Regions from separate parts of the Homo sapiens genome. Here region 1 is linked to region 2. A link is a loop called in an ENCODE intact Hi-C map of the cell type or tissue named here. Cell type or tissue: PC-3. All regions are shown on one strand. Each heading gives the region's core, and the rest is flanking DNA. Links, peaks and the distances in the headings are about the cores only.

Evidence for each region. Hi-C counts contacts between places; a loop is a spot of excess contacts. Peaks named below come from ENCODE experiments on the same cell type or tissue, not always from the same donor. Only the 100,000 strongest peaks of a DNase experiment are listed, where the experiment ranks them.
Region 1: it touches region 2 in a loop (2.1-fold over the local background); 1 of 110 quality-filtered maps calls a loop at or near these places.

Annotation. Positions count from the first base shown.
Region 1 is chr13:64,769,332-64,778,599 of GRCh38, reverse strand. All of the region lies in intron 1 of LOC105370240 (a long non-coding RNA gene), which reads right to left. Among named protein-coding and RNA genes, the nearest start is that of LINC00355, 700 kb to the right of the region's middle. In PC-3, for the core only: no CTCF peak of the experiment used is centred there; no DNase peak of the experiment used is centred there.
Region 2 is chr13:64,684,390-64,693,657 of GRCh38, reverse strand. It overlaps LOC105370239 (a long non-coding RNA gene), which reads right to left and starts at 2,624. Exons shown (of 6, transcript XR_942029.1): 1 at 2,545-2,624; 2 at 467-552. RefSeq lists enhancers at 8,281-8,826, 8,827-9,268. In PC-3, for the core only: no CTCF peak of the experiment used is centred there; a DNase peak (open chromatin) is centred at 4,257; H3K4me3 peaks cover 404 bases; H3K27ac peaks cover 1,546 bases.

The sequences.
Region 1 (9,268 bases), core at 1,964-5,963, 85 kb before region 2:
AGTTTGGGAGAAAGAAGAAAGTATACATTAGTAAGTTGACTACGAACCAGCATATTATTTAAGACTGTCGGTGTTACATTGGGCCGTTTCATTTTAAAGACTGAACAAACAGAAACTTTACTGTCAATTTTGAGTTTTAGTTCAATACTTATAATTGTGGGAAAATGGATGCTAGTAATTGAAGTCTTTTATAATGGAAGAATTTTATTCAAGGGACAGTGGGTTTTTTTTTGTTTTGTTCTGTTTTAGTTTTTTTTTTTTTATCCTAATATGTTCTTCAATGCAGAGGAACAGCTATCAGTGTGAAACTTCTAGACTCTCTCTCCACTTCCTCACATACTCTGTCCCAGGGAAATAAACAGGATGAGTTTAGGAGAGAAAGGAATTGCATGCTATGCCCTTTACTCTTCCTCTACCCTTTGTCTTGGATACCGACATTCCTGAAAAACTTATTTCCTTGATTATCTTTGATTGTGTCATGAGCCTAGAGCTTAAGCTTTCCAGGACTGCTGGTGTAAATTGAGTTTTTTAATCTTGAATATCAGTATTTTGATTCCAATTGCCTACAAATGCCATCTTTTCTAATATATGTCAGATAACACAGGCTTCCATGTGTTTTGTCCTTTAGTATTCTAAATTGATTCAGAACTTGGTTAAGAAAAATAAGATAATTTAATATTCCCTTGAATAACAATGTGTAAAAAGAAAAGAATAGAAAAGGCAGGAAGGGGAAGACTGAGATAGACATTAGTCTATAGATAATTCTAATTATAGAAAAATCTACAGTGCACAATAGAGGTGAATGTGGAGGTAGAGGTGGCAATATCAATGACAAATTTGGTTATATTTTAAACACTCAATTTTTAATGATTATCTTTCTATTTTTTCAGGTCTTCTTTTCTTTTTCAACAATGTTTTGTAGATTCCAGGGAATAAGTTTTGCATTTTTTTCTTAAATTTATTCTTGGATAGTATATGATTTTTGCTGTTATTATTAGTAGAATATTTTAAAATTTTATTTCAGAGTGTTCACTGTTACTGTATAGAAGTAGAATTGATTTTTTTGTATCAATCTTATATTCTGTGATGGAGAAACAAGAACCATTGCATAATGTTGGTGAGAACCACTAAGGAAAATAGTATGAGAGTTACTAAAAAAAATTAAAAATAGAACTACCATATGATGCAGCAATCCTGCTATTAAACATATATGCAAAGGAATTAAAATCAGTATTTTTAAGAGATATTAGCAATCTTATGTTCACTGCAGCACTATTCTCAATAGCCAAGGTACAGAATCAACCAAAGTGCTCATTGATAGATGAATGAATAAAAAAAATTACACACATGCACACACACACGCACACACACACACACACACACAATGAAATACTATTCAGCCTTTAAAAAGAAGGAAATCCTGTCATTTGGGACAACATGGATGAAGCTGGGGGATATTATGCTAAGTGAGATAAGCCAGTCGCAGAAAGACAAATATTGCATGATCACTTGTAACTGGAATCTAAAAAAGTTGAGCTCATAGAAACAGCATAGGTTGGTTTGCCAGGGGCTAGAGGTGAGGGGAATGGAAAAATGTTGGTCAAAGGATATAAAGTTACAGTTAGAAAAGAGGACTAATTCAGGAGATTTATTGTATATCATAGTGACTATGAGATAATGTACTTTATACTTGAAAATTATTAAGAGAGTTCTGGTTTTAAATGTTCTCACCACAAAAACTGATAAGTATGTGAGGTGATAGACATGCTAATTAGCTTGATTTAACTATTTTACAATGTATACATATATCAAAATACCATGTTTTATATATATAATTTTAATTTTTATTTGTTAATTATACTTTCATAAAAAATCTTATATCCTGCCACATTGCTAAACTCATTTATTAGTATGTGAAATCTTGAAAACTCACTACTTTAAGAATAAATTTTATCATTTAATTCAACACAAGAGCAAGTTATAAAAGGCTTTTACTGAAAGTCTCTTGAATAGTATCTTGTAATTGCTATTTAATATTGTATCAATCAGAATTCAGATCAGGAACACTCCCCAACACAAACATACTTATTTACTATTATTTACTATTTTTTGTAGCATCTCTTCGTGTCTGATGCTAGGACTTAAAGTCTGCAGAGCAGGCAGTTGTGAAGAAAAGACAATATAAAGGGGTGGAGAGAACATAATCTCTCAAGGATGGATTTGCACCCATGTCAATGTCTCTCGGATTCCAATTTTTATGATGGTAGGTGTTGGTGCTCTTTGTTGGAGAAACAGGAATGCATCATCACAGAGCTATACACATGACCTGACCCCAAAGTCACAGAAGCTTAAGGAGTTTCCAAAAATGTAGTGGAGCAGTTGCAGACTCTGCTGTGAAATGGAGGTGAGCCTGGAGATGTGTCACAACACGTATGTTCTGTAATAGCACTTGGTGACCATGTACTGACCTTCCAAGTGTGCAAACATCATGGCTGATGCTTCACTTTCACTTCAAATCTTATACAAAACATTTCTGTGGCACCTCCAAATTTTGCTTTAATAAGTTCAAGATAACTTTTAATATGATCATTGGAGTGGTTTGTAATGTGTCAAATTGGATAGGCTGACATCATTACTGAGAATTCCCTTCTCTGTATGTTTCTGATGTTTTGATTATGGCCATTCTTGTATGTTTTCACTCATAAGTGGGAGCTAAGTTACAAGGATGCAAAGGCATAGAATGACACAATGGACTTTGGGGACTGGAGGAAAGGGTGGGAGGTGGGTGAGGAAAGAAGACTACATATTGGGGACCAGGCACGGTGGCTCATGCCTGTAATCCCAGCACTTTGGGAGGCTGAGGCAGGTGGATCATGAGGTCAGGAGTTCGAGACCAGCCTGGCCAACATGGTGAAACTCTGTCTCTACTGAAAAAAAAAAAAAACAAAAATTAGCTGGGCGTGGTGGTGCATGCCTGTAATCCCAGCTACTCGGGAGGCTGAGACAGGAGAATTGCTTGAACCCGGGAGGCGGAGGTTGCAGTGAGCTGAGATCATGCCACTGCACTCCAACCTGGGCGACAGAGTGAGACTCCGTCTCGGAAAAAAAAGAAAAAAAGATTACACATTGGGTACACTGTACACTGCTCAGGTGATGGGTGCACTGAAATCTCAGAAATCACCACTAAAGAACCTATCCGTGTAACCAAATACCACCTGTTCCCCCAAACCCTATCAAAATTAAATAATAACAATTATTTAAAAACATACAGAGAAGGGAATTCTGAGTATTGATGTTAGCCTATGCAATTTGACACTTTACAAACTACTCGAATGCTAATATTAAAAATTATCTTGAATACATTAAAGCAAAATTTTTAGAGCCCTAAGGACATTAAACAAATTGTGACAAACCATTTTGAAGAAATTTCAAATAAGAGGACATATCTGATAGCTAAACTCACCCTGAGAGTTACTCAGCATATTTACCTTTGAGCATAATATTTACTCTGAGCAAGACAAAAGTAAATAATATTTTCTAAATTTTTTCCAATCCTGTAATTTAATCTGCCTATTCCAAGTAAGTAGCTCTAAAATCTGGTCCTTATTTAGTTTGACAATCTGGAACCATGTGGCTCAAATACACATGCTTATAGTCTTCTCTGACTTTTAGTGACCTTGGATATTTAAAATTTTCCTTAATTATCATAGAATTTTTGAAGCTATTATTTACAACACAAACTTTCCTAAAACCAAAAAACCAAACAAAAATATGGTGAGAAGGTGGAACAAGCATTAATATGAAATTTGCGAAACAATTTGCAATGTTCTGCTCTTTATTTTTTATGTCTCAATATATATTCTTCTGATAGCATTATGTCTTTTTTTTTCTATAGCATATGCAAACTTGTTTGAGTATAGAGGTATGTGCTATGCATTGTCATTTACAAGTCATTATTTTTTCCCAGGATTATGAAATTTTTAATTGGCTTAAGAAATATGTGTTACAGGAATGTTTTCACTTCTGAGTAAGCTCTGTTTATTTCAAATTTTAAAAGATATATCTTAATCTAAGTGAACCTCTCCTTTTGTTATATTTTGTCTCATATATTGATAAATGAGTGAATCAAAACCAAGTTTAAATAATTCTTATTAAACTTTATTATTTTATTTAAATTACATATGTATGTAGTTTGCATATAGAAATTAAAATAGTTAAGACTATTTCAAAGTAAAACTCTCAAATATACTCTGCATTTGAAATGTTCAAATTATATTTATTGATTTGCATATGTTGAACCAGCGTTGCATCCCAGGGATGAAGCTGCCTTGATCATGGTGGATAGGTTTTTTGATGTGCTGCTGGATTCGGTTTGCCAGTATTTTACCGAGGATGTTCACATAGATGTTCGTCAGGGATATTGGCCTGAAATTTTCTTTTTTTGTTGTGTCTCTGTCAAGTTTTGGTATCAGGATGATGTTAACCTCATAAAATGAGTTAGGGAGAAGTCCGTCCTTTTCAATTGTTTGAAATAGTTTCAGAAGGAATGGTACCAGCTCCTCTTTGTACCTCTGGTAGAATTTGGCTGTGAATCCATCTGGTTCTGGGTTTTTTATGGTTGGTAGGCTATTAATTACTGCTTCAATTTCAGAACTTGCTATTAGTCTATTCAGGGAGCGGACTTCTTCCTGGTTTAGTCTTGAGAGGATGTATGTGTCCAGGAATTTATCCATTTCTTCTAGATTTTCTAGTTTATTTGCATAGAGGTGCTTATAGTACTCTCTGATGGTAGTTTATATTTCTGTGGGGTCGGTGTGATAACCCCTTTATTATTTGTTATTGTGTCAGTTTGATTCTTCTCTCTTTTCTTCTTTATTAGGCTAGCTGATGGTCTATCTATTTTGTTAATTGTTTTTCAAAAAACAGCTCCTGGGTTCATTGATTTTTTGGAGGCTTTTTCGTGTCTCTATCTCCTTCAGTTCTGCTCTGATCTTAGTTATTTCTTCTGTTAGCTTTCAGATTAGTTTGCTTTTGCTTCTCTAGTTATTTTAATTGTGATGTTAGAGTGTTGATCTGAGATATTTCTAGCTTTGCGATGTGGGCATTTAGTGCTATAAATGTCCCTCTTAACACTATTTTAGCTGTGTCCCAGAGATTCTGGTATATTGTCTCTTTGTTCTCATTGTTTTCAAAGAAGTTCTTGATTTCTGCCTTAATTTCATTATTTACCCGGGAGTCATTCAGAAGGAGGTTGCTCAATTTCCATGTAATTGTGTGGTTTTGAGTGAGTTATTTAATCCTGAGTTCTAATTTATCGCACTGTGGCCTGAGAGACTGTTCTTTGTTATGATTTCAGCTCTTTTGCATTTGCTGAGGATCATCTTAGCCCCAAACTCCTTAAGCTGATAAGCAACTTCAGCAAAGTCTCAGGATACAAAAACAATGTGCAAAAATCACAAGCATTCCTATGTACCAACACTAGACAAGCAGAGAGCCAGATCATTAATGAACTCCCATTTACAATTGCTACAAAGAGAATAAAATACCCAGGAATACAGCTAACAAGCAATGTAAAGGACCTCTTCAAGGAGAACTGCTCAAGGAACTAAGAGAGGACACAATAAATGGAAAAACATTCCATCCTCATGGATAGGAGGAATCAATATTGCAAAAATGGCCATACTGCCCGACGTAATTTATAGATTCAATGCAATTTCCATCAAACTACCATTGACATTCTTCACAGAAATAGAAAAAAACTACCTTAAATTTCATATGAAACCAAAGAAGAAGCTGTATAATCAAGACAATCCTAAGCAAAAAGAACAAAGCTGGAGGCATCATGCTACCTGACTTCAAACTATACTACAAGGCTACAGAAAACAAAGCAGCATAGTACTGGTACCAAAACAGACACATAGATCAATGGAACAGAAGAGAATATCAGAAATAATACCACATATCTACAACCATCTGATCTTTGACAAACCTGACAAAAACAAGCATTGGGAAAAGAATTTCCTATGCAATAAATGGTGCTGGGAAAACTGGCTAGCCGTATGCAGAAAGCTGAAACTGGACCCCTTCCTTACACCTCATACAAAAATTAACTCAAGATGGATTAAAGACTTGAATGTAAAACCCAAAACCATAAAAACCCTAGAAGAAAGCCTAGGGAATACCTTTCAGGTCATAGGCATGGACAAAGACTCCATGACAAAAACGTTGAAAGCAATTGCAACAAAAGCCAAAATTGACAAATGGGATCTAATTAAACTGAACAGCCTCTGCACAGCAAGATAAACTATCATCAGAGTGGACAAGCAACCTACAGAATGGGAGAAAATTTTTACAATCTATCCCTCTGACAAAAGTCTAATATTCAGAATTTGCAAGGAACTTAAACAATTTACAAGAAAAAACAAACAATCCCATCAAAAAGTGGGTGAAGGATATGAACAGACACTTCTCAAAAGAAGACATTTGTGCAGCCAGCAAACATAAAAAAAAAGCTGAACGTTACTGATCATTAGAGAAATGCAAATCAAAACCACAATGAGATACCAACTCACACCTGTCAGAATGGTGATTATTAAAAAGTCAAGAAACAATAGATGCTAGGAAGGCTGTGGAGAAATAGAAACACTTTTACACTGTTGGTGGGAGTGTAAATTAGTTCAACCATTGTGGAAGACAGCGTGGCGATTCTTCAAGGATCTAGAACCAGAAGTACAATTTGACACAGCAGTCTCATTAGTTGGTATATACCCAAAGGAATATAAATCATTCTACCATAAAGACACATGCACACACATGTATATTGCAGCAATATTTACAATAGCAAAGACATGGAACCAACCCAAATGTCCATCAATGATAGACTGGATAAAGAAAATGTGGCCTATATATACCATGAAACACTATGCAGCTGTAAAATGGAATGAGATCATGTCCTTTGCAGGGACATGGATGAAGCTGGAAGCCATCATCCTCAGGAAACTAAGACAGGAACAGAAAAGCAAACACTGCATGTTCTCACTCATAAGTGGGAGTTGAACACTGAGAAGACATGGACACAGGGAGGAGAACAACGCACACTGGGGTCTGTTGGGGTGTGGGGGGCAAGGGGAGGGAACCTAGATGACAGGTCAATAGGTGCAGCAAACCACCATGGCACGTGTATACCTATGTAACAAACTTGCATGTTCTGCACATGTATCCTGGAACTTAAAGTAGAACAAAATTTTTTAAAAGAAATGTCTAAATTGTAAATCACCGTATGAGGCTGATACTGCATTGCTCTAAAGAAATACCTGAGACTGGGGAAATTACTTAAAAAGAAGTTTAATTGCTTCATGGTTCTGCAGGCTGTACAGGAAGCATAGCAGCATCTGTTTCTGTGGAAGCCTCTGGAAGCTTACAATCAAGGTAGATGGTGAAGCAGGAGCTTGCAGGTCAAATGGCAAGAGCAGGAGCAAGAGAACAAGGGGAGGAAGTGCTACACACTCGTAAATGACCAGATCTCGGGAGAACTCACTATCCTGAGGACAGTACCAAGGAAGATTGTGCTAAAGTAAACCATTCATGAGAAATCCATCCTCATGATGCAATCGCCTCCTATCAGGCCCTACCTCCAACATTGGAGATTACATTTCCATGTGAGATTTGGGCGGGAACACACCTTCAAACTATATCAAGCACCAATGGGCAGATTCTTTGATAAAAACAACTAAAAATATAACTAGTGACAGTTTAATGTTTTTAGCCATGTTAATTAAACAAAAAAAGTAGTTTGAATCTAATATTAAAATTAATGTTAACATGCACATGTATTTTTGTTAAATACTATTTAAACATGTTTCAATTTATACATTTTTATTTGTCATGTTAATGTTTTTATTATGCATTATTTGTCAGTCATACTGTATTTTATGAGTGTTATGGTAGATGTTGGAACTGATAGAGCTTTGCTCCATTACAATTTACACCTATAGCCTATCTGTGGCTCAAGGATCATTGATTTAATTGGTTTTAACACTTCCCTTTTATTTTTTCAGAACATGTGCTATCTGATTTTTATTGAATTTGAGAGGTTTATGTACTGAATAATGACACCTAAGTGTGTGCATTAAAAATGTAGAGGAACTAAATTATATGTTAAAATTTTCAACTTTGGGTAATTTTGCTTACTTAAATGATAACACAAAATTTTCTGATTTCTGCAGTGACTAGACTTATATGTTTTTACATTTTGAAAAATCAGAATTTTTTATCACTTATTACAGTCATATATTAAAAAATAAAAAATGCTACCTACAGCATACACATGACTTCCATCTGCATCCCAACAAATAACTATAGGATGCAAATGTAACTCATGTATATCCCACAGGTAGAACTGGAGTGTACTAATAATCATCAAATTCATTATTTTACTTTCTTTTGTAAAACATATTTTAAATTGTTTCTATCTTTTAGTGGCATGCTCAAGAAAGAAAATATATTTTGAAGAAAAAATAATATGAGCTTAGTTTTAGCTTTACCTGAGTAGAACCAACTAGCTTATACTTTACCAAGGTCACTTTTGGGAGAAAAAATAAGTGAGTTTGCCGTAAGTATAGAAAAGCTATTGAAAATTCATACCTTCACGAGATAGGTATTGCACTTTATAACTTCACTGAAATCAAACCAAAATACTTCTCCCATTTTGATGAAAATAATTTTCTCCCAGTAGAAAAGTGACAGGATAAATCTGTTCCATGTGTCAGGAAGGGATTCATGACCTGGCTTCTATTAACAGAAATGGGGTGTCTTGCAGCTATATCTCCATAAGTTGAACTGAAAAATACCTCTGTAAGTAAAGATTCAACCCAAGGGTTAGTTTTTACTGCGAGTTATAAACTTCAAGAAACTGGGTATGTAATGGAAATGCTGACACAACTTTAAAGATAGCTGCTTGAACAGAGCAACCATAATACTCCAACTCCTTTATTTCAGAAAGTGTGAGTGTTTATGTTGCCACTGGATAAAAGAATTGATGGGGAAATTACTCATGCTTGATGAATTGCAAGGTAATAAAAGAAAATCTTGCTAAATAGAGCTTTGGGTAAAATGGAATATGAACTCAATATTCCCTACAAAACCTTTTTACAAGTTTTATGTTTTACTAGCTATGTTCTACAAATCCTGCACTTCGTGTCACTTAAAGCTCTGCATTTCATTTGCAAACACTTCACTGATGAAATAATTTATATAACAATAATGAGAC
Region 2 (9,268 bases), core at 2,048-6,047:
TAACTCCCTGATTTATGCACGGAGAAGGGCAAACCAGTTTTGTGGTGTCCTTTCCAATCTGATCATTAAAAAGTCAGAGAAACAAAACTTAAGAAACATTCTATACATAAATGACCTGACTGCTAAAAAATATCAAGATCATAAAATGTAATGGAACACTGAATTTTGTCACAGATTGGAGAAAACTATTAGATTCCCTAAGCTGCTGTAAAAAAAAAAAAAAAAAAAAAAAAACCACAAATTTAGTAGCTTAACGCAAGTTTAATGTCTTACTCTTCTGTACGTCAGAAGTTTGACATGGTTCTCATGGGCTAAAAGAAGGTGTTAGCGGGGCTGTGTTTCTTTATATAGGTTCTGGGATAAAATATAGTTCCTTGGCTGTTCTAGCTTCCAGTGGATGACTAACCTTTTTTGGTTTGACCCATTTTCCTTATCTTTCATGCAAACAACTTCACAACTCTCTCACCTGTCTTCTATCTTCACATCGATCTGTGACTACGCCCAGGAACAATTTTCTGTTTTTAAGGATTCATGCAATAAGAAAGAACCCACCTGGAAAATAAAGAATAATTTGCCTAACTCAGCACCTATACCTTTAATCACATCTGCAAAGTCTATTACCATGTCAAGTAAAATATTCACAGGTATTGGGGATTAAAGAACAACATCTTGGGGAAGAAGAGAGGACGAGCTTAATTCTACTTATCACAGGAAGATGAGAAATAAAACAATCCTAGATTAGATTCCAAATCAGAAAATGAATATTAATGGTGAAATCCAAATAAATTCTGCTGTTCAGTTCATCATACCATATGATAAGGTTTGGCTGTGTCTCCTCCCAAATCTCAGCTTGAATTGTAGTTCCCATAATCCCCAGGTGTTGTGGGAGGGTCCCAGTAGGAGGTAATTGAATCATGGGGGTGGTTACCCTCATACTATTTTCATGATAGTGAATGAGTTCTCCTGAGATTTGATGGTTTTATAAGGGGTTTTCCCCCCACCGCTAACTCTTTTGCCCACAATCTTCTCCTTCCTGCTGCCTTGTGAAGAAGGATGTGTTTGCTTCCCCTTCCACCATGCTTGTAAGTTTTCTGAGGCATACCTAGCCATGCCAAACTGTGAGGCAATTAAACCTCTTTCCTTTATAAATTACCCAGGTATGTCCTTATAGCAGCATGAGAACAGACTAATACACCATACCAATGTTAATCTCTGAATTTTGATAATTTTTCTGTAAGTCTAAAATCTCAAAGTAACAAGTTAGACAAGGAAGTGCAGATACTGGTTGCCTGGTGCAAGAAATAGGGAAGAGGTGAGAGAATGAGAATTAACAGTTAATGGACAAGATTATTGAGGTTACAAAATGTTTTAAAAGACTTTTATGATAAGTATTGAATTGTACACATGACATTAATGAATTTTATGATATGCCTCAAAATTTGTATATGTTTTACAAAGTATAGGGTATGTCTAGTTTATTTTTTAGTCTTTTCAAAGCCAATTTTTAAAAGATTAAATTAACATATAGACTATTGTTAGTACCATTTTTGCTTGAAAAATTAAATAGAATGGAAAACACTATCTCCCCTTACATCCTTAGGTATACACACTTGTGTGACTTTTAAAGACATGTGGCGTATTCTTTGGTATTGAAACTCTTCAAAAAAAATCAGTCTATTCCCTTTGAATAGTACAAATCTTTCTTGTGAAATCTATTGAATTGCCCTAGAGAGTCAAGCAGTAATTACATAGCATAATTTATGCCCATATTACACCTTTAATTAATAAAGAAATATTACAGAATTATGCAGAAAATCTACCAAAATCATGTTCATAAAAATGATAGTACTATACTAAATTTATTTTAAGACCATCTTCAATAACCTAGAGTTTTATTTAGGGTAATAACTTAAACTATATTTTTAAATATAGTTACTCTAGATGACAATTGACAATTATAATTCAATATAAATTATTTTAAATTTTCACTTAAAATGATCAAAGTGACTGTCCCTCTTTTAGCAGTATCATGTGTTTATGTATTATGTGCTTATGTGTAACAGTACTATGTGTACACTGTTCATGTAGCCTGGCACATGACAGTATTATGAGCTTATATGTAGGCTAGTCATGTCTATATTTCCTTTATATTTAAAATTATTGATTTCTATTTAAATATTTTGGTATGTGGAATTTGAATTTCTGTAAGTAAACAAGGTAAAATTCATTAGAAATTTGGTGAAATATTTCCTAAATTATATCAACTGCAAATATGTGACTTCTTTCTTAGTGCTCTATAACTTTTTATTTTAACTTGAAAAAGAAATATCTTTTAAAAGCACTTCAAGTGATACTTTTTCAATGTCAAAAGAAAAAATATATTACTACTAAATAGAGATTTCTACTGGGAGAGTGGTGATTGGGTTTATGGATTTTTGGTATGGTGACTTCTTCCTTTATATTTGAGTCCATGAGAGGCATATAAAAAGTGTTTTACCATGAGGGTCTTGAGTGTCACCAATTAAGATACAATTCTAGGCTTACCACCCCATCAGTCATTAGTTATTGGTATCGTTCAGGACATTTAATCTTTCTTTAACTCAGTTTCTTCATTTGTACAAAATATAGTGATCTAAAATGAAATAATGAAAAAAGAAGAATTAATCTCAAACAGTATTTTTAAAATATTAAGAACAAATCTAATTATCTCTAAAATAAGCCACTTGTTTATTCAAGGATCTCTAACAAAAATTTAACTAAAATTTTCCAGCACTCATTTGATATGAAAATAATAGTTTTATTGACATGCCTATATTGTAAGAACTTTGTGCATAATCATATATATTTCTTTGAATCTTCCAAAACAGGGCTGCTTTTTCAGGTTCACACCTGCTAAGTTACAGTTAATCTGTCTAGCAAGTGCTGATAAATAAAATGCTCAAACTGGAATTATTATATGATTTGTTATGTTTTATTAGGCAACAATCAGATGCAAACTCCAATTAAGTGTTGCTTATTCAATATTAAAAATAAATTTTGTCTAAAGATAAAAGACTAGCTATAGGAGAGGGCATAATAGCTATTTTACCACAATACTCAAATATTTGGAAAACAAAGAAAAATTGTTTGCTCAGCTCTGGAACTGTATAAACTTAATCATTTATTTTAAGATGTATTTCTCTTAGCTTTATAATACTATAGCATTAGTGACTACTTGCCTGAAATATTATCATTGGGGAATATGAAAGAATGTTTCAAGTCTTTGTAAATACCTCTTTTCACACTTGAGACAACTGTTTTGGTGGCCTTCAGTCAAATGACCTGTAAGAACACAAAATAGGGGGGAAACATGCTTATCTTGCAACTAAGAGATTTTAGCATTTATTTCCTAAAATGAAGAAACGTTGAATGTCACCACATTTGCAACTTTGATTTGTATTAATTTCATATTCAAGTGTGGACATTGTATTATGCTAAACCATATTAAATAAAATATTATTACAAAATATGTGACAAAAACTATGGGGAAATATTATATTTCATATAATATAGTTCAAATAAATATTTACATATATTCCGATTAAAGCACTCAAGAATGGACAGTCTAACCATTCTAAGGTCTGTATTTCTTACTCATGCTATTTACAGAATGTATAATGCCTTATATATGATATTAAAGTCTCAAAGCAAAGTTTTTTTATTCTGTAAATAATTCAAAGGAGTTTCTTTAAACAAAGAAAATTCATGGTCTTCTGTTTTTAATAAAATTAAAATTGTCTTAAAATGAGAAAAAATATAAACTTAGCTATATTATTATTTTCATTAAAATGTTTCCTTTTAGAATTGTGTCTATACCTACTCTTCACTTAACATAATCCAAAAGATATGATTAAAAGGTGTTACATCTATGCCAAAAAATATTTATGGTCCACCATTTTATGCCACTTGCATCCTAAAACTTTGCCTACCACAATCTTTTGCATGATGTTTGTAAGACACGAGACTTATGAATCAAGGATTAAAAATGTTATAAGTCACAGATCAGTCAGCTTCATGAGCATTAGCATCTGTGTTGCCTTCCCTAGATCCCAAGTCCCGAGGAAACAACACAATATGGGCCCACATGTACTGCACTTGCAGTAAGTTAGCTTAAAAGAAAGGAACTCCGAATGTCCTGTACTGGGCAATGAGCATGACTGCCCCTCTTTTCAGGAAGAATATATTATCTTTACAATACTATATAGTCAGCATGACTGGACTTGGTTCTAGAGAGAGACACTAATCTTGTAAGAATGTATGCTGTAAAAACATTCATAAAAAGATTGTCCACTGCTAAGGATATCAAGTTACTTGCTTGAAAGCTATACAAACACAAGAAATCCAAAGAGATTCCTACCTTGATTTAATAACTTTTTGGCTTATGCATCTTTTACATGAGTATACCACTCTACCATCTACTCTAATTAATCTAACTTAGAAAGGCTGGGACCATATCTATTTAATTTGTGCCATACAGCATTCAACTAACACTGCTTTCAATAGGTTTCCATACAGGAAGATGAAACCAACCTACAATACTGACCTCAGCAATGCCTCACCCACTGAGTTCCACATCTAGCCGGATCCAAGAAAAAAAAAATTCCCATAAACTATTTCACAGACTTCAACTTGGTTTGTGAGAACAAAAAGTAGAGAAATTACATAATTCATAACAACCCTGGCCAGAGAGTTGAGACTGATCTAAATCACTTTGGGGACTGAAGAGGTGTTACTGATCACTTCAGCTAACGTCAGAAAGAATCTTTCTACTGTCTTTTCTAATTTGATGACTCCCATTGTAGAGATAATTTCCCAAATGGTAAGCATAAGTAATCAGTCACTTATCCTACAAGAAACCTCCCACAAAGACCATTAGAAGCCTCATTTGGGGGAGGAATATGTAGTCATCTGAGGGCTACATGATCTACTGCTTGTGCTTCTTTAAACTCCTATAGCAACCTCTTTGGTTTAAGGTTATGTTTCCAGGAAAGAGGCAAGCAAATTGCTTTATTTTTACATAAGATGTTCAGTCCTAGGTCACATATGGTGACCTTGGAAACATTACGTTGAGCATAACAATTGAGTCTTCCCAGATGAGACCTATATCAGTCAATGATTCCAATGTGATTTTCCAGATAGCTAGCTGGTCTTTAAATTCCTAGTTCAGTTTAAAGTATTGAATATCAACATAGTTCAATTAGAAGACACGTATCCAAGACTGTCCTTTCTGTCTACTCCATCACCCAGGTTGCATTCATCTGCTACACAGAACAATTGAGAAATGGCTATGGAATTGCATGTGCAAAAGTCATCCATAATTGCTGCTATGTGTTTGTCTGGGAGGGACAGTATCAGGGTCCTCCTCCTGATGTTTCCAGAAGACTTCTTGGTAATATTGATGGATATGTTGATCAAATTATGATCAGAATCATTTGGCAGGGTGATGCAGACCTAAAAGTCAGGTTAAATTAAGGTTTGTTTTCTAATTTTTTTTTTTTGAGATGGAGTCTTGCTCTGTTGCCCAGGCTGGAGTGCAATGGCATGGTCTCAGCTCACTGCAACCTCCGTCTCCCAGGTCCAAGTGATTCTCCTGCCTCAGCCTCCTGAGTAGCTGGGACTAGAGGTGTGTGCCACCACACCTGGCTAATTTTTGTATTTTTAGTAGAGATGGGGTTTCACTATATTGGCCAGGTTGGTCTTGAACTCCTGACCTCGTGATCCACACGCCTCAGCCTCCCAAAGTGCTGGGATTACAGGCCTGAGCCACTGCGCCCAGCCAAATTAAGGTGTTTATAATATTTAAAGGAGCACATCGGATTCATTCTCTTTGAGAGAAAAGATTAAGGGGCAGGTCTGGAAGACAAGATCATTAATGTCCCTCTTTCTCCTGTGTTTCTCAAGGTCTGAAGAGTTTCCTTCACAAGTGCCTAAGGTTGTTGCTGTTTTTCCACTATGACAGAAATGATGTGTTCTATTCAAGTAACTATAACTTAATTTTTTCACTAAATATCACATAATCACACCTGGACTTGTCATTTAGAGGGATTGGGTGCAAGAAGTACAAGCACAGTTGTATAATAAAACTTACAGAAATCCATTATTTCCACAACCATTTTCCTCTTGAGCCAGATTTGGTCGACTTAGTAAACACAGTATACAACCAAGTACTCAATCATTATTTTTCATAACTGAAATCATGTCAGTCAAACTAGTGAATGCAGATGCTTTAAACAAAATTAAATTAAACATCTTAGATCCCATTTTCACTGGGCTGTCACTTTCAAGCTGCACCAACCTGATGCTCTGGGTGTGGTGCTATGTGAGAAAAAATAGTATGTCTAGGAACGATAAAGATTAAATCCTGAACATTCAAAAATATTTTAAGAAAACTCCATAGTTTAAAAAAATTGTTTTTCAGGAAGTGGTTAAGAGAAGAAGATTTTTTGCTTGTGTCAACTATATACATACAGCAAATTGGCTTATTAAGATGTTTGGCCCTGGAGGAAGTAAGAGAGACAGGGTTAGAAATTTTTTTTTAATTGACATTTGTGTAGGTCCAAAAAAATAGAATGATGGTAGTGTTACAAATGCTTGTTCCCCGGTGCCACAAAGAAATAGCACCTGAACATAAATTTAATTTTCTCATCAAGACCATTTTTACTTTCTGCAGAAAGGGTACACTTGCCAGCAGTTTTGCCATGAGAGTACACTGAACAAAGGAGACAGGGTTGTTCATAACCTGACGTGTCCACCCCACTGCTGTGTCCAGTTTCCATTGGCTGAAACGGGACCTCACATTCTGTATTTGTCCTGATTGGCTAGCAACTTAGAACTTTTCAAAAGAGACAAAGACCGAGGAGAACAAAGGAAGGAGGAAGTAACTTCTGGAATGCTGAGAAAGGTAAAAACACCTCCCAATAAGGAAGAGGAAGAGGCTATGACCTAATGCTTGCTTGAACCAGTATAAGCATGCCAGGGCAAATATTTAGGCTAAATTGTGGGAGCTAAGAACACAAAGTATATTGATGTCTTTATTACGGCTAGCAGATATTTAAGAGTGTTAGCACAGGTCTTTCAATACATTTTGCTTTTAAGAGAAGTTACTATTTGTTCTTAATTAGGTGGGGAGGAAAGTCTCTTTGAAGAGGAACCTCTACTTCACTTTTTACAGTAGGCATTGTGGATGCCTATCAACATACCTCGACTACAAGCCCATTTTTGAGTGACATATATATAGAAATGTGTCCTTATAGCATATATATGTTATATATACATATATATGTCTGATATGCAGGTTACATTATGTTATATATATGTATGTTATATATGTCTCATGTATATAACCTATATATATCAGACATATCTATGTATATCAGACATAACATAACATGTATATATCAGACTATAAAAATAACATATATAAAACAGATTATATATATCAGACTACAAACATATATATAAAAAACAGATTATATAAATAGATATAAAAGACTATAAACTTTCTGGAACTTTGAAAATATGACATATTAGTTTCAAAGAAGACAATTATGTGGTTGGAGTTAACTGATAAGACTAGAGAAGTACAATTCTAACCTAAAAATTTGTCAACAGTTTTGAAGTAACACTGATAGCCCCATGAGGATGTCAATTGAAAGTCAATTTACCAAGAGCACGTAGAGGCAAAGACCTGCACAATGTGCTTTTCTCTTTATGTGAAGAAAAAATGGCATTTGATTAAAGTCGGACATGCAGCAGTAGCCTTTGTATTACAAACATGTAGTCTTATTATTGGTAGTTAGCCTATGAGAGTGGATGTGTTACAATGAATGAATGTTATAGGATGGTTGATCTGGACACCAGTGATGGTTATCTGAGCTCAATCAGCAATTTGATTACACTTGGTATCAGCAGTCCCTGACTCTGAAGCTCTTCATAACTGACCTAGATACTTTGACCAACAGCAGAAATTCATTTCTACCGTCCACAGACATTAAAAGGGTTATCTTCAATCTGCTAGTGTGCTATTTTCCAAATTGCAAACTAAATAGCTGTCATTAAGAGTAGTCTAGTAATTTGTAAAGTATAGCAAGGGAGGAAAAATAGTTCCAGAATGGTGGATGAAAAGCTCTGTCCCCAGTAAATAACCATAACAAATTTTAAAAAATAAAAATACAGTTTCCAGAAATTGTTCTAAGTGCATACAAAAGATAATAAACACTTGTTCAAGAAAATGTACTAAATCTTTATAAGAAAAACAAGAATGTGTGGACTTGAACCATGAACAATCTTTTCCCCGCTCAGTTCAGCATGATGAAAGCTCCACTCTGAAGGGGTGAGCCAAAAAGATAGAGATTATTCTTTCCCAGCTTGCAGCCAAGGGCAACAGTATTACTTCAGGAGAATCATGCCATTGTTATTTCTCATTCTGCCCAGCAGCATGTGGCAGGGTCTGTATTTCAAATGCGGATATATTAGAGGTAAAGGGCATTCTCCACCCCATTTAGAGGGTGGGATCTCAAACCAGGCATGGAAAGCTGAGGATAATAAAGCCCCTCAACCAACTTGCTCAAAAGGCAGACGGGTTCCGTACTAAGAGTCAAGCTGAGAAAAGAAGACGTTGGGACTGCAAAAAAGTGCTCTGTTCATGAAGCTAGTGTGTCACTCTAAAGGAATTGGGCCACTCTCTCTACTCCAAGCAATAGAGAACTCATGCAGAGATTTTTCCCAGGGGGTGAAACAAGTGGTAATACAGAGTAGTTCAAAGCGTTCACCAGGAGAATTGACTTCATTTAGACCACAATGTAGGGAACTTGAAGGCATTTGCAAAACAGATTTTGGTGATAAGCAATGGAGGGGAGTTTAGATATCTCACAACACAATAGGACAAACTAGAGGCTACCAGGTTACAAGGCACGTGCACACACACACACACACACACACACACCCAGAAAAGAAAGGTAAAAAGACCATTCATCTCGTAAAAACAAACCTCAAAAACTAGCCTCAGAAAACTACTGTTTCAAAGAGACTGTGAAGTAATTTATGCTACAGGGAATTGTTGAACTCAATAGGGCAATCAGCGGGCAATTCATGATGTCTACCAGATAGGGGAGATGCCAACGGAGGTAGACAGGTTAAGAGAAATATAAAGGAAAGACTATCTACGAAAGCCCTGTAGAATCACTATTATACCAGGATGATTGTCTTCATACACAAAGATAATCTCCTT